2 separate regions of the Homo sapiens genome follow, and region 1 is linked to region 2. The links are chromatin contacts, found by Hi-C or POLR2A ChIA-PET in ENCODE. All regions are on one chromosome and are shown on one strand. The core of a region is the stretch at or near the end of the contact, and the rest is flanking DNA. Distances in the headings are between cores, read along the strand shown. Region 1 overlaps LOC107984881 (a long non-coding RNA gene). Region 2 holds the start of DYNC1LI2 (dynein cytoplasmic 1 light intermediate chain 2).

Evidence for each region. Hi-C counts contacts between places; a loop is a spot of excess contacts on that map. ChIA-PET counts read pairs that join two places held with the same protein, here RNA polymerase II (POLR2A). Pooled maps may share reads with other maps.
Region 1: a pooled map shows a loop between it and region 2 (3-fold over the local background). The contact joins the enhancer-like site here to the promoter of DYNC1LI2 in region 2. A Hi-C loop is called at or near these places in 2 of 168 maps with a recorded cell type or tissue (CD4-positive, alpha-beta T cell and naive thymus-derived CD4-positive, alpha-beta T cell) and 9 of 50 pooled maps. POLR2A ChIA-PET finds 5 or more read pairs at or near these places in 2 of 52 experiments (PC-9 and WTC11).

Annotation. Positions count from the first base shown.
Region 1 is chr16:66,941,998-66,949,589 of GRCh38, forward strand. LOC107984881 (a long non-coding RNA gene) reads right to left here. Exons shown (of 4, transcript XR_007065090.1): 4 at 6,883-6,934. CES2 (carboxylesterase 2) reads left to right here. Exons shown (of 12, transcript NM_001365405.1): 9 at 108-252; 10 at 651-788; 11 at 1,302-1,374; 12 at 1,842-3,099. The coding sequence ends at 2,028. Among named protein-coding and RNA genes, the nearest start is that of CES2, 10 kb to the left of the region's middle. RefSeq lists an enhancer at 1-319. Within about 2 kb of position 5,806, at least 7 of the 41 ENCODE cell types and tissues checked have a DNase peak (open chromatin) inside an H3K27ac peak, as active enhancers do.
Region 2 is chr16:66,746,724-66,753,508 of GRCh38, forward strand. It overlaps DYNC1LI2 (dynein cytoplasmic 1 light intermediate chain 2), which reads right to left and starts at 4,886. Exons shown (of 13, transcript NM_006141.3): 1 at 4,762-4,886; 2 at 4,550-4,623; 3 at 2,474-2,590. The coding sequence starts at 4,868. It overlaps DYNC1LI2-DT (DYNC1LI2 divergent transcript), which reads left to right and starts at 5,029. Exons shown (of 2, transcript NR_133569.1): 1 at 5,029-6,177; 2 at 6,273-6,785. RefSeq lists silencers at 1-89, 4,514-5,313 and an enhancer at 4,527-5,242.

The sequences.
Region 1 (7,592 bases), core at 4,556-7,055, 200 kb after region 2:
GCCTCGCCTTTGCTCCCCCTTCCTGTGCCATCCCCAAGCCCGAGACCACCTCCTCCCTGCCCCTGGCATCCAGTCTAACCTGCCTCTTCCTGATCCACCTGGGGTAGATGTTGCCTCCTACATTTGGTGACCTGCTGAGGGAGGAGTACATTGGGGACAATGGGGATCCCCAGACCCTCCAAGCGCAGTTCCAGGAGATGATGGCGGACTCCATGTTTGTGATCCCTGCACTCCAAGTAGCACATTTTCAGTGTGAGTATATTTGGACCAAAGCCTGGCGGGCAGGGTACAGCTCAGGGCTGTGGGTCCCAGGTGAGACCTGCTGCTGTCCGGGTCAGCACTCATGTTTATTGGGCTCCGGGGACACTTGACATCCATCATTGCAGTAAATCCTCATGGCTAGCCCAAGAATCCGACATTTCCCCCATTTCACAGACGAGCAAATTGAAGTTAGGGACCTTCAGTGACTTGCCCAAGATGACACAGCAAAGAATCGCAAGTCCTTTCCTCTATTCCTGCCCCAGCCTGGGGCTCCACACCCCATTGTCCAGATTCCAGCCAGCTTTGGACCTAGGTATCTTATCACCATGGGTGAGGCAAGAAGTCTTCAGGGGGAGGGGCCACCGTGTCATGGGCTGTCCACCCCACAGGTTCCCGGGCCCCTGTGTACTTCTACGAGTTCCAGCATCAGCCCAGCTGGCTCAAGAACATCAGGCCACCGCACATGAAGGCAGACCATGGTGATGAGCTTCCTTTTGTTTTCAGAAGTTTCTTTGGGGGCAACTACAGTGAGTCTTCTTCCTTTCCCGGGAGGTGGGCTGGGATTCTGGCTGGGTCTCTGAGCGATGATTGATTGTCCTCACTGCCCAGATAAGGAAACTGAGGCTCAGAGAGAGGATGAGATCAGGTGTCCAAGGTTTTATAGCTCCAAAAGCTGCACCAGGATTAGAATTCACGACTCTTCAGACTGTGAGCTGTGCTCCCTCTGCCTCTCCCCAGCCATGGGTGTCTGGCCTGGTGCAGAACAGGTGTTTCAGGGACATGTTTATTTCTTCAGTGACTCCCAGAGATAGAAGGAAGAAGGGGCCTTTGGGGCCATGAAGGAGCCCAGGATGGAGTCAGCCAGAGCCTGGTCTACAGGGAAAGTTTGGAAAAGGGGAGGGCTGGCTTCTGAGGGCAGTGGAAGAAAAAGCGGAGAAGCAGGACTGGGGACCGAGGTCTCGGGGGCCAAGGACGAGCTCCACCTGGGATGCTGAGGTTGGACATCCTGATGAAGACACATGTCCTCTTCCTCTTGGCAGTTAAATTCACTGAGGAAGAGGAGCAGCTAAGCAGGAAGATGATGAAGTACTGGGCCAACTTTGCGAGAAATGGGTGAGACAGCACACCCCTGCCTCAACCTCCCCGATTGGGGGACTTGTGCCCATCCAGTGCTCTCCTAGTCTGGGGTGACCTCATGAGCACACCCGCATCCTTCATCACATGATGGCCCCTTCCCCAGCTCCGGGACCCACTCAGACAGGGTGGGGGTGCGTGGGGCAGTGGACACGCTCTATCTCTCCAGTCTACCTGGAGGGTGGGCGCCAGTGCTGTGCCACCGTCAGGGCCTCCCTCTCAGAGAGAGGGACACAACAGAGCTGGCTGCCCTCCCCCAACCCCCACTGGTGCTGACACTAGCCAGAGGGAGCTTATTTCCTGTTTCTGGAAGCCTCCCCACTCATTCCCCAAGCCCACCTGGCCTGCTTGGCTGCCTTGCCTGACCAGACTCAGGGTGCTCAGGTCTGGGCTTCGGGGGCCCAGAGTGACCCTCATACTGCCCTGCTGGGATGGCATGTCTACAGGAACCCCAATGGCGAGGGTCTGCCACACTGGCCGCTGTTCGACCAGGAGGAGCAATACCTGCAGCTGAACCTACAGCCTGCGGTGGGCCGGGCTCTGAAGGCCCACAGGCTCCAGTTCTGGAAGAAGGCGCTGCCCCAAAAGATCCAGGAGCTCGAGGAGCCTGAAGAGAGACACACAGAGCTGTAGCTCCCTGTGCCGGGGAGGAGGGGGTGGGTTCGCTGACAGGCGAGGGTCAGCCTGCTGTGCCCACACACACCCACTAAGGAGAAAGAAGTTGATTCCTTCATTCACTTCGCCATTCATTCATACTTCCGTCCATCCATTCAGAAAGCATTTATTAAGAATTTACTCAGGCATGATGGCCCATACTTGTAATCCCAGCTATTGGGAAGGATGAGATGGGAGGATGGCTTGAGGCCAGAGGTTTGAGACCGACCAGCCAGGGCAACACAGTGAGACCCCTTCTCAAAAAAAAAAAAAAAAAAGAGAGAGTGTGTGATTAGAAGCTAAATAGGAAAGTTTTGAGCTTCAAGTCAGTGAGGAGTAAAAAAGATTTTTAAAAAGCAAAGAAAACAAAATATAAGGGAAAAATATGAGAAAAATAAAAATAAAAAGAGAATAATAGGCCAGGCACTGTGGCTCATGCCCCTAATCCCAGCACTTTTGGGAGGTCAAGGTGAGCAGAACACCTGAGGACAGGAGTTTGAGACCAGCCTGCCCAACGTGGTGAAACCCCATCTCTATGAAAAATACAAAAATCAGACGGGCACAGTGGTGGTGCCCACCTGTGATCCCAGCTACTCAGGAGGCTGAGGCAGGAGAATTACTTGAACCTGGGAGGCAGAGGTTGCAGTGAGCTGAGATTGTGCCACTGTACTCCAGCCTGGGCAACAAGAGCGAGACTCCGTTTCCAAAAAAATAAGAGAGAATAGAAGAAGCTACTGCATGATGTTAGTTACCAAGCCTGCCATGGGTCCTCTCTTGCTAGACACACTCCATAGATCCCCCCACTGAGCTGTGGATGGGCAAACCCCGGTGGAATCCCACCCTCCCCAACACCCCACTGAGCCCTGGGCCCCCTCCTCCCTTCCTCACCTCCACCTTCTCCCTGCCTTCTCTCTTCTCTCGTCTGAGCCCCCAGGCCTTTTCCACTTTGAGGGAGGTGCTTCGAAGAATGTTGCCCACACCTAAGTGTTAGAAGCCTATGTCCGTTCATCCCTGAGAGGTCTGAAAGAATAAAAATAAATTCTAAAAAAAGCCTCTGTCTGCCTCTCCCCAAGCCCCAAGTGCTCTTACATCTGTGAGTGGCCAGGCCGGGTGCGGTGGCTCACACCTGTAATCCCAGCATTTTGGGAGGCCAAGGTAGGCGGATCACCACATCAGGAGATCGAGACCATCCTGGCTAGCATGGTGAAACTCCGTCTCTACTAAAAGTACAAAAAATTAGCCTGGTGCAGTGGCACACGCCTGTAGTCCCAGCTACTAGGGAGGCTGAGGCAGGAGAATCCCTTGAACCCGGGAGGCAGAGGTTGCAGTGAGATGAGATTGCACCACGGCACTCCTGCCTGGGCCACAGGACGAGACTCAGTCTCAAACAAACAAACAAAGAAACAAAAACAAAAAACAAAAAAAATCTGTGAGTGGCCAATAGGAAACCTGGTTACTGGAATTCCTAGTGTTTTAGTCCATTCAGTTGCTATAGCAAAAATACTACCGATTAGACCCGGTGCAGTGGCCCACACCCATCATCACAACACTTTGGGAGGCCGAGGTGGGTGGATCACTTGACCCCAGGAGTTTGAGACCAGCCTGGCCAACATGGTGAAACGCTGTCTCTACTAAAAAGACAAAAATTAGCCAGGCTCTGTGGTGCACACCTAGAATATCAGCTACTCGGGAGGCTGAGACACGAGTATAACATGAACCCAGGAGGTAGAAGTTGCAGTGAGCTGAGATTGCACCACTGCACTCCAGTCTGGGCGACAGAGACCCTACCTCAAAAATAAGTAAATAAATAAATAAACAAATAAATAAATATTACCGGTTAGGCCGGGTGCAGTGGCTCATGCCTGTAATCCCAGCACTATTGGAGGCCGAGGTGGGACTCCTGAACTTGAGCCCAGGAGTTCCAGACCAGCCTAGGCAGCATGGAGAAATGTCATCTCTACAAAAAAATAGAAAAATTATTTGGATGTGGTGGCACACACCTATAGTCTCAGTTACTCAGGAGGCTGAGGCGGGCAGATCACTTGAGCCTGGGAGGTCAGAGCTGCAGTGAGTCGTGATTGCACCACTACACTCCAGCCTGGGCAACACAGCAAGACCCTGCCTCAAAAAAATAGGGCTTCCAATACTGATATAAAACTTAAAATACTACAGGTTAATATTATAAACTGGGTGCCTTATAATGACAGAAATGTATTGCTTACAGTTCTCGAGGCTTGGACATCGAGGATCAAGGTGCCAGCAGATTTGGTGTCTGGCAAGGACTTGTTCTCTGGTTAATAGATGGCAACCTCAGGCCAGGTGCGGTGGCTCACACCTGTAATCCCAGCACTTTGGGAGGCCAAGGTGGGGTATGACCTGAGGTCAGGAGTTCAAGACCAGCCTGGCCAACATAGTGAAACCCCATCTCTACTAAAATACAAAAATTAGACGGGTGTGGTGGCAGGTGTCTGTAATCCCAGCTACTCAGGAGGCTAAGGTAAGAGAATCACTTGAACCTGGGAGGCAGAGGTTGCAGTGAGCTGAGATCACAGCACTATACTCCAGCCTGGGCGACAGCACGAGACATTATCTCAAAAATAAAAAATAAAACAAGCCACCCACCCAACTATCGATGTCCTGCAGAGGTGCCTAACCCCACTTTTGTCAGAAGCCAGACCGGGCTTGTCCATAGGCCCCTGAGCCTGGGCCTCCTGCACAGTGGCCAGGAAAGCCAAGCTGCTTCCTCAGTCGCCCGTCTCCTGAAGGTTGCTCTTCTTCTCAGTGGTTCTACAGACACTGTAAGGCCCATACTCACAGGATATTAGCACACCTGCTAAGAGATTCCTGTCCGCTGGCTACCAGGGGCCTCTCCATCCAGGGAAATGTCCTCTCACGTTTCAGAATTTCCCTGCCAACCTTTCAACCCCCTGAGCATCCCCAAATTCACCATGTGTGTCCACACGATTACTTTTCCTACTTACCTCATTGTTGTCCCTAGACTTTTCTCCTTCCCCGCTCTGCAAAAAACCTCATATTTTATCTCAGTGTGCAAAGGTGGCCAATTGTGTTCAATCGGCCTCTTGGTTTCACCAAAGTATATTCTCTCTGTCATTAAGAGGCTATATTTCTGTCCCATAAACCCTAATAATCCCCTTATGCCCCTACTGCTGATCAACTTGCCTCTCAGGGCACCCGTTTTCCATGGGGAAAGTCTCCCTTCTTTCCAGCCAGGGCCCGTAAGTCCAATTACAGAGCCTTTTGAAGTTTGGGGTGAAAGACCAGGACACCCACATTGCCCATTTTGGCCACCAGGTGGCAGACAAGGATAATATTAAGCCTGGAATGACTTGAACTTGAGAGAGGGAGGAGACTTTCCTTTCAATGAACACTGATTGGTGCATAATGTTCCCACTACATTCTGAAAGCGTTTATTGTGCACCAGCTGCATGCATGCCTCTGTATGTTTTTCAGTTCTGCAGATGTACAATATACCTTCCCAAAGTCAGTTCCCAGGATTACTGTTTAGACTTAATAGTTCTTTTTTTAACAGCTTTATTGTGAAATAACTTACAATTTACCCCCTGCTCCCCCTTTTTTTTTTGAGACAAGGTCTAGTCCTGTCACCCAGGCTAGAATGCAGTAGTGCAATCACAGATCACTGCAGCCTCCACCTCCGGGCTTCAGACACTGTAAGGCCCATAGTTACAGGACCATAGTACACTCCCGTTCCCAGACCAGTTGGTCGCCTCTGGCCTGGCAGGGCTCCCAGTGTCTCGGGACCTCCAGGTGACGCGCCTGCCTCCCCTGCTGCAACAGAGGCCTGGGAGTGCCGGGTCCCCATCGCTCGGAGCGGCAGGCGCTCGTGAAATGTTCGTCAAGAGGATAAATGACCATGGCCCTGGTCTCCGCGGGAGGTGAGGAAACTGAAAGCCACCGAGGAAAAGGGGGGCGCTCCTTAAGAAGTGCCGCGGTCACGTGTACGTTTCAAAAGAATGGCGTGACTGAGTAGGGAGGGGACCGCGGAGACCCTCAGACCCTGGACTGTAAGGAGATGAGGGGCCGTGAAGGGGAACCCAGGAAACTGAGTCCTGAAAGCAAGGAGGAGCTTCCAGAATGAAGGGCGCCGTCACGCCTCCCTGCCTTTGCTCAAGCGGTTCCTTCACCCCGATCAAGTTCCTTCCCATTTCTCCAACTGTGGGGATCCTGAACGTGCACCTCCTCAGAGAAGCCCTCTTGGGATCTCCAATTCTAGTTTATTGCCCCCTCCTATCGATCCCCCAGCGCGCTCATCGGGCCTGTGGACAACGACAGGTTTGAGGAGAGGATTCTCTGGATCGCGGAGGACTACAGAAGCCGCGCAGCCCCTTCTGAGGATGCCAAAGGGGCCCGGGCAGAAGGGAAGTGGCCGTGCCCGGGCCTGCCTACCACTAGATCCCCACCCACCTATGACTGTTCAGTCCTGCTCTCCTACCAACCCACCTTTCCCGGCCCAAGTCAGCGCACCCCGCCGACTCCCTGCCCAGTCCAAACTCCGAGGCTGGGCAAGGCACTGGATCCACGGCTGGACCGACCCGGGGCAGCCTCTGGGTGAACAGCAGCGTGTCCGTCGGCAGAGAACCGAGACCAGCGAGCCGACCATGCGGCTGCACAGACTTCACGCGCGGCCGAGCGCGGTGGCCTGTGGGCTCCTGCTGCTTCTCCTCCAGGGTCACTATGAGGCTCCCGCGGAGGGGTGACAGGGACCGGGCTCAGATCTGCCAAATGCTGCGGAGGCAGAACCTGACAGTGCGGGAGGGCAGGCGCCTGGGAGGTAGGAGCTGGTGGAGATGACAGCGTGGAACTCGTGAGCCCCACGCAACGCCTCCCTGCCGCCCAGGGTGGGCTCCTAGAAGCACAGAAATGGTCGGGCTGCGGGACACCACAGCGAGGAACCAGCGGAGTACAGGGGCCCCAGGAGCGCCGGGACATGCCAGGCCGGGTAGACAGCCTCGGGTCGGAGTGAGTGAGGGATTGGGGTGTGGGGATTCAGTCCATTTCCCTCTTACGATTGTGGCTGTAGCCTGTGCTGCCGGCCGGTAATAACAGTAATAGCTTCTGGCAGCAGCTGGCTCTCAATGTGTGGCGTCCTTGGCCAAGGGGGCGCGCTGAGCCCTCCAAAGGGGCCTCAGACAAGGTTAGTGGTCCTTGGGGAACAGAAGCCCCCAGGCTCCAAATCCTAAAGCAGATCTAAGAGGCCGCAGTGGCTGGGTGCGATTGGCTCACTCCTTTAATCCCAGCATTTTGGAAGGCCAAGGGGGAGAATCGCTTGATCCCAGGAGTTGGAGGCCAGCCTGGGCAACATAGACTCAGAGTGTACAAAATAATTAAAAGAAATTAATGGGCTGTGGTGGCCTGTGACCTCTAGTCCCAGCTTCTTGGGAGGCTGAGGTGGGAGATCACTTTAGTAGGGGAGGTTGAGGCTGCAGTGAGCCTTCATCACACTATTGCACTCCAGCCTGGGTGAAAAAACAAAAATCTGTCTCCAGAAACAAGAGCCAAAGAGC
Region 2 (6,785 bases), core at 3,636-6,135:
GCTATCACCATGTCTCAAGCACTGTTACACCTGATACACCCTGTATCATTTTGTATAGGCACCATTACCCCATTCTACAAATGAGGAAACTCAAGTACAGAGTGGTTAAGTCAGTTACCCAAAGCCACACAACTACTGACTACAGGCATGGCATTCTGAACGAGTTCTGCCTGGCTCCAAAGCCACAGCTCTTTCCACAGTAACCACACTGTCCAAAAAAGGAAGCAAAAGACTCAATACATGTGAGATCCTCTGGCCAGGCTCAGCAGCCCTGTATGTACAGACTCCAGTGGGCCTAGATGAGTACCCAAATGCCTCTGTCCTTCTTACACAAGAGACTCTTACCCATGCCCTCAACATTTTTTTTTTTTTTTGAGACAGAGTCTCACTCTGTTGCCCAGGCTGGAGTGCAGTGGCACAATCTCGGTCACCGCAACCTCTGCCTCCCAGGTTGAAGCGATTCTCCTGCCTCAGCCTCCTGGGTAGCTGGGATTACAGGCGTGCGCCACCATGCCTGGCTAATTTTTGTATTTTTACTAGAGACAGAGTTTCACCATGTTGGCCAGGCTGGTCTCAAATGGACCTCAGGTGATCTGCCTGCCTCAGACTCCCAAAATGCTGGGATTACAGGCGTGAGCCACCGCGCCCAGCCACCCATGCCCTCTACTAAACAGCTCTTGGAGATGGTAGAATTACGGTGCTGGAAAGGACCTTGGTTCAACTTTGTCATTTTAGCAATAAGGAAATGGGGGACTAGAGGTGGTAGGATCAGCCCTCATTATATAATCGCCCATACATCGTAATCTTTACTGTTTAAATGAGTAAAGGCAAATATAAAGAAAGTAATTTTTTTTTTTTTTTTTTAAGAAGGAGTCTCGTTTTATCGCCTAGGCTGGAGTGCAGTGGTGCAATCTCGGCTCACTGCAACCTCCACCTCCTGGGTTCAAGTGATTTTCATGCCTCAGCCTCCAGAGTAGCTGGGGCTACAGGCATGCACCACCACGCCTGGCTAATGTTTTGTATTGTTAGTAGAGATGGGGTTTCACCAAGTTGACCAGGCTGGTCTTGAACTCCTGATCCCAAGTGATCCACCCGCCTCAGCCACCCAAAGTGCTAGAATTACAGACGTCAGCCACCACGCCTGCCCTAAAGAAAGTAATTTAGTGAATACACTTCATCTTTAGGTTATACAGATAACTTTTCTACCAAAAAAACCAACCAACCAACCAACCTAGGTACCAATGGTTATTTATTTTTGAATCATTGAAAAGATCTAACATAGGCTGGGTGCAGTGGTTCATGCCTGTAATCCCAGCACTTTGAGAGGCTGAGGCGAGCAGACTGCTTGAGCTCAGGAGTTCGAGACCAACCTGAGCAACATAGTGAAACCCCATCTGTACAAAAATTAGCCAGGTGTGGTGGCACACATCTATAGTCCCAGCTGCTTAGGAGGATGAGGTGGAAGGATGACCCGAGGCTGGGAGGCAGAGGTTGCAATGAGCCAAGATTGAGCCACTGCACCCCAGCCTGGGTGACAGAGTAAAACCCTGTCTCAAAAAAAAAAAAAAAAAAAAAAAAAAAACTAACATAAAACCAAAAGATTATAAAGGAGGCATTACTGAGCAGTTGTAACCCAAAACCATTACTCCAAATCACAATTACACTTGTAAGAAAACATTTTAAAATTATATGTAATCCTTATAAGAGTGTTTATCATGTGCTTTCAATCATCCTAAGCAGTAACTATTACTACTCACGTTTTAAAGATGAGGAATTAAAGAATATTACCACCTCTGAGCATCTACTCCTCTACCAGAAGAAACACAGAAAATGGGCATTTCTTTCATTCTTTCTTTTTTAAAAAACAGAGACGGTCTCGCTCTGTCACCCAGGCTTGAGTGTATAACACAGCTCACTGCAGTCCCCAACTCCTGGCCTCAAGTGATCCTCCCACCTCAGCCTCCTGAGTAGCTGCGATTATGACAGGAGTCACCAAATCCGGCAGAAACTACCATTTCTAAACTGTCACAAAGAGATTCAGGAAACTCTCCTATTAACATATGTTAAATTGTTACACTCTAAACCACACCAACTTCGGATTCTCTACTAGAACCAGGCAGAGTAACAATGGTCCCCAGGACAGCCAAGCATTTCTCTCATATAAAACTCCAAAGCTTTAAAAAATCTTTCTTACCACCTTTATGGGTTAAGTAAAAATTTATCTTCAGTATCTCTTTTTAAAGGCAGGCTAGCCAGAGCAACAGCTAAGTGTCCCATTCCCCAATTTTGCTAACATACTCTATAAAGGGGGTTAAGTCCTGCAAAAGATACGTACTTCATCTATTCTGTGATTAACTCTCTGAGAACCAAACAGAAAACTGAGAATGCCTGGCCATGCTGCAGGAACTGCACCCAAGGAAGCAGTCAGAGTCCTGCATACACCCCCTTACCATGGGACCAATGCTTCACTCACCATCTCGGTCCTCATCATGGACACTGAGGTAGAGATATTCTAGGCCTCTTCCTTTTTTGCCATGCTCAGCTCCTTGTAGTTTAGTCATGAGGGTTGTTTTACCAGAACCATCTTCACCTACAAAGGATGTTTGCAAGACAAAGGTGTACTGTTTATTCCGGGCAAGGATGGGGAGGCATGACACTCACATGACACGGAGAAACTAAGAATTTCATGCAAAGTCTGCTGTTGAAGTCTCACCTGCTTTCATAAACAAAGGACTTTGCTGGAAGAGTGGTTGGGAGGGTGGGGAGGAGAGGGTGGTAAAGGCAGCAAATTCCAAGATCTAAAATGACATTCTACTGCAGTTATCCTTACTTCAAAAGGGAAATAATGAGGCAGGTCCACAGGCCCTATCTATAATTTATAAGACATGCATTCGGAGAAGTGAAAGTAAAAGGTAGGGTTAGTTTCTCACAAGAAAAAGTTTCACCACAAGAAAAACAAGAAATCTTCAAAATATGATACAATTAACCTAAAAGTCCAGGTACTGTGAACTAAAAAAAGTCTGATCCTGCTTCACAATGGTGAAGAATGGAAGTTATTCACTTTTGATTTTAGTACATCTCCTTCACAAACATTCTGAAGGCTAAGAAACTGACGAAAATAATTATAGACCTAGCAAAACTCTTCAGTACAATCTCAGTTAATTATTAAGCACTTCTTCATCTCCCTCCACCCAAACAACACCCCCCTTCCCCGGATCCTTAAACATCAAGGAGAACCATCGCCAAACATTACTAGGCACTTCTGCCATTTAATAATATGGAATTACAGAACATGAGAATTGAAAGGCAGTCAGTCCACAGATCAAAGACCTCCTCTCCATCTCCAATGCCTCTACCTTATTCAGGCCCTCTGCATCCAGACCAAGGTGAGGACCTGTCAGCCTGACTTCAGTACCTGCTCATTTTGAGCTACTGTCCCTCTGCAGGCAGCGTTCTTTCTAAAACTCAGATCTGGTGATCTTGATCCCCCACTTCTTGAAGATCTCTAAGGGTCCGGTATTACCTACCACAGTCAATTCCTGAGAAAGGTCACACATTCTAACAGTAGGAAAACTACCAAGGCAGTGATTCCCATGGGAATTGGGGGATGGAGGTGAGATAAAAGCCATTTGAAAAATCAGAGAACTTCAGGAAACAGCACTAACTCTTCAGCCTTCCCACAATCTGCCCCCAACTTACCTTAGCAGCCACCAACCACAAGGCGCTTCTAGCAGTTTCCAAACCCCACACCCTCTTGTCATCTGTGTCCCTGCATACTGACACTTTTCTGCAAAATACTCAACCCCCGAATCATCCTCCTTCACCAGCTCTAAGCAGTGTAATGCTTCCACAATAATCGGCATGGTGCAATGCAATCACCAATACATCTGTCTTCCACCAGACTGAGATTCTTCTATAGTGTTTAAGAGTCGCCTATGCTGAGCCTGTGCCCAGCCCACAGGTCCCAAGCAACAAATGGACTTGCTGTGTGAATGTACCCAAACTCCCTCACTTGAGGAGAGTGAGGCCAGAGGGAGTAAGGGACCTGACTCAGGTAACCTAGCAGTGAGGGCTAGCATAATGGAGGAAACGTCCCCAGTGCTGACTCTCTGTCCTCTGCAAAGTCCCTAAAACCTCGGACTATGCACTACTGATGAGGCTCAAAGAAGGCTCCCGTGGTCATTTCCCCACAGCTCCGAGCCCAGGTCACCTCGTTCTCCCACCTTCTCCACCTAATCTCATCTACTAGCTTCCCCTCTCCACGACCTCAATTTGGTAACCGTCGAGGCAATGAAGGCATAGAGGGCCAAGTGACTGAAACAATATGCCGACAACCCCAAAGCACCACTACGCTCTCCAAAGAGGGCAGCATCCCACCCTCAGGCGCTGGAGGCTTGACCACTCTCCAGCTGACCGGCCAGGGCCGACGGTCCCTTTCCCGCCAGGCTGCGGGCAGGCGGCTGGAACGGGGAAGGCGGGGACCTGAGGGAGGGGCGCCCGCCTCGCCCACCCCAGCGACCTGGGGCAACGCCCCGCCGCCGGCGCTCACCGAAGACCAGGATGTTCTTGCCGGACGGCAGCTTGGACCTGGCGCGGGTGGACACTTCGCTCAGAATGGAGGACCTGTGGCGACAATGGCAAGAGTGGTCAGCCCCGGGCCGGGCTGGGATGGCCCGGCTCGCGTCGGCCCCTCAGTGTGTCCGACGGTCCGGCCCAGAGGCCGCGCCCCCCACGGCCCGGCCCGACCGCCCGCGGCCTCACCATAGGCTCTGGCCTTCCTCCTCCTCACTGGTCAGGTCGCCGGCGGCCGCCACCGCGGGCCCGTTGGGACCTAGCAGCAGCTTCTTCTCCACCCCCACCGGCGCCATCTTGCCAACTGCAGCCACAAAGAGGGCCCTCCCCCGGGCCCGCCGAGGACCCGCGAGGACCCGGGCCGGGCCGCCCCCCGCTCGCCGTCCCTCGCGCCGCGCCGCCCGCCGACCTTGCCGCGGCGACTGCGCCGCCCAACGTGTCCTCTAGGTCTGCGATGGCCACGGGCTCCCACGGGTTGCGAGGCCGCCGAGGTGGCGGGCGGCGGTCAGGCAGCCGCCGGGGCAGCCATGCGCGGGGAGGCGGTGGCAGGGGCGGGCACCGTCCGGACCGAGGGCGCGCTGGCGGCCTCTGCCGGCTGAGGGGCGCAGCGCAGCACCCCGCCACGCTCGCCGATTCCCCTGCGCCGTCGCGGGTCGGGCAGCCGGATGACCGACCCGAAAGCCTAGGCTTTGGGAATGAGACTGATGGACACAAAAGCGCCATTTATCTAGAGCTCACCATGTGCCAGAGTCACACATTATCTCACTGAATCTTATCTAACCCTTTCACAGATGAGGAACCTGAAGCTCAAAAAATTTAAGAAACCCACCCAAGGACCCAAGGCTAGAAGATAACATTCGGTACTTCTAATTTATTCCCCAACCTTGGACCATTATATCATGAACTTGGCCTAACCCTACTCAAGCCCTGCATTGAAAGACTAGCCTTAAGGAAGACCCCAGAATCCTCATAAATATCCTGCATTTCCCCCTCCTCCTCCGAAGACTAAAGACTGTGAAGTAGTGCTCTTGACCGCAGTGCATAATACACTTGGCTTTGCTTTATTAACATGCTTTTTAAAATGATGTTTTCAGGGAGCCAGCATTTCACACCAGAAGAGGAGCCCTTAATTTCCTTGGGGGCCAGCTGGCAGGTGCAGAGCGGGGAGAAAAATAAAAGGAAAGGGGATGGAAAAGGGAAAGAGCGGAGAGTAACCGAAGGAAAAACATACATTCCATTATCAAGCTTAATTTTAGGTGTGGCCTCTACTTGAGGGCTCTTGCCATTCTCTATGGAAACAGGCTAACAAGACATTTCTAAATATCACAAGGAAGTGGAATGTGGCAGAAAAGCACCACCTAAGTAGGTTTCAGATGAGTAGGATTGTGATCCTGATGCCAAAAAATCTGGCGGCATGAATTACGGGATAAAACAAATGGGCATATCATCTGCCAAACTGGATGTAAGGTTTAAACAAGACGAGAGTGAAAACCCACTGAGTTCCTCCCTTGGAAATCTGGGAAAATCAGGCAAAGTGCCAGAAGTCCTAAAAGGGCAAGCAGTGCTGAATTTTCACAGGACAGAAGATGGAGATGAAAATTACAGGCCAGTGAGCTTAATCAGCACTAAGTGAAATTTTGTGATTAAACACTAAAGGAAAAGAGAATACCAGATTTACACAGTATCTTTCTTTTTTGCAGGAGTACCAGGTAGGCGGATGCTGCAGATACAGCAAATGCAGATTTCAACAGGGCATTTGACAATTCACATCTTAGATGCGAAAGTGAAATCAATGCTGGATGATAGCACTGAGGCTTATTAAAGACTAGCCCAGAGGTGGCTGATGAAGAGGAGGGACCAGCAGATGAGGCTGCTAGGGGCCTGCCCAAACCTCCTGCCCTGGCCAGCCAATTCAGGGTGCCATCAGTGACTTGGATAAGAATACAGCAGCAGTCATGGAAGTTGTGGATGACCTGAAGCAGGAAGGGTTGCCTTATCTACTGCATGACAAACTGAGCAGAGACTAAATCTAACAAGTTGAAATTTAGCAGGAACTATTAAAGTCCTGTGGAAGAGTTTAACAAAAAAGCATAGGAAGGCCAGGTACGGTGGCTCACACCTGTAATCCCGGCACTTTGGGAGGCCGAGGCTGGCGGATCACTTGAGGTCAGGAGTTCCAGACCAGCCTGTCCAACATGGCCAAACCCCGTCTC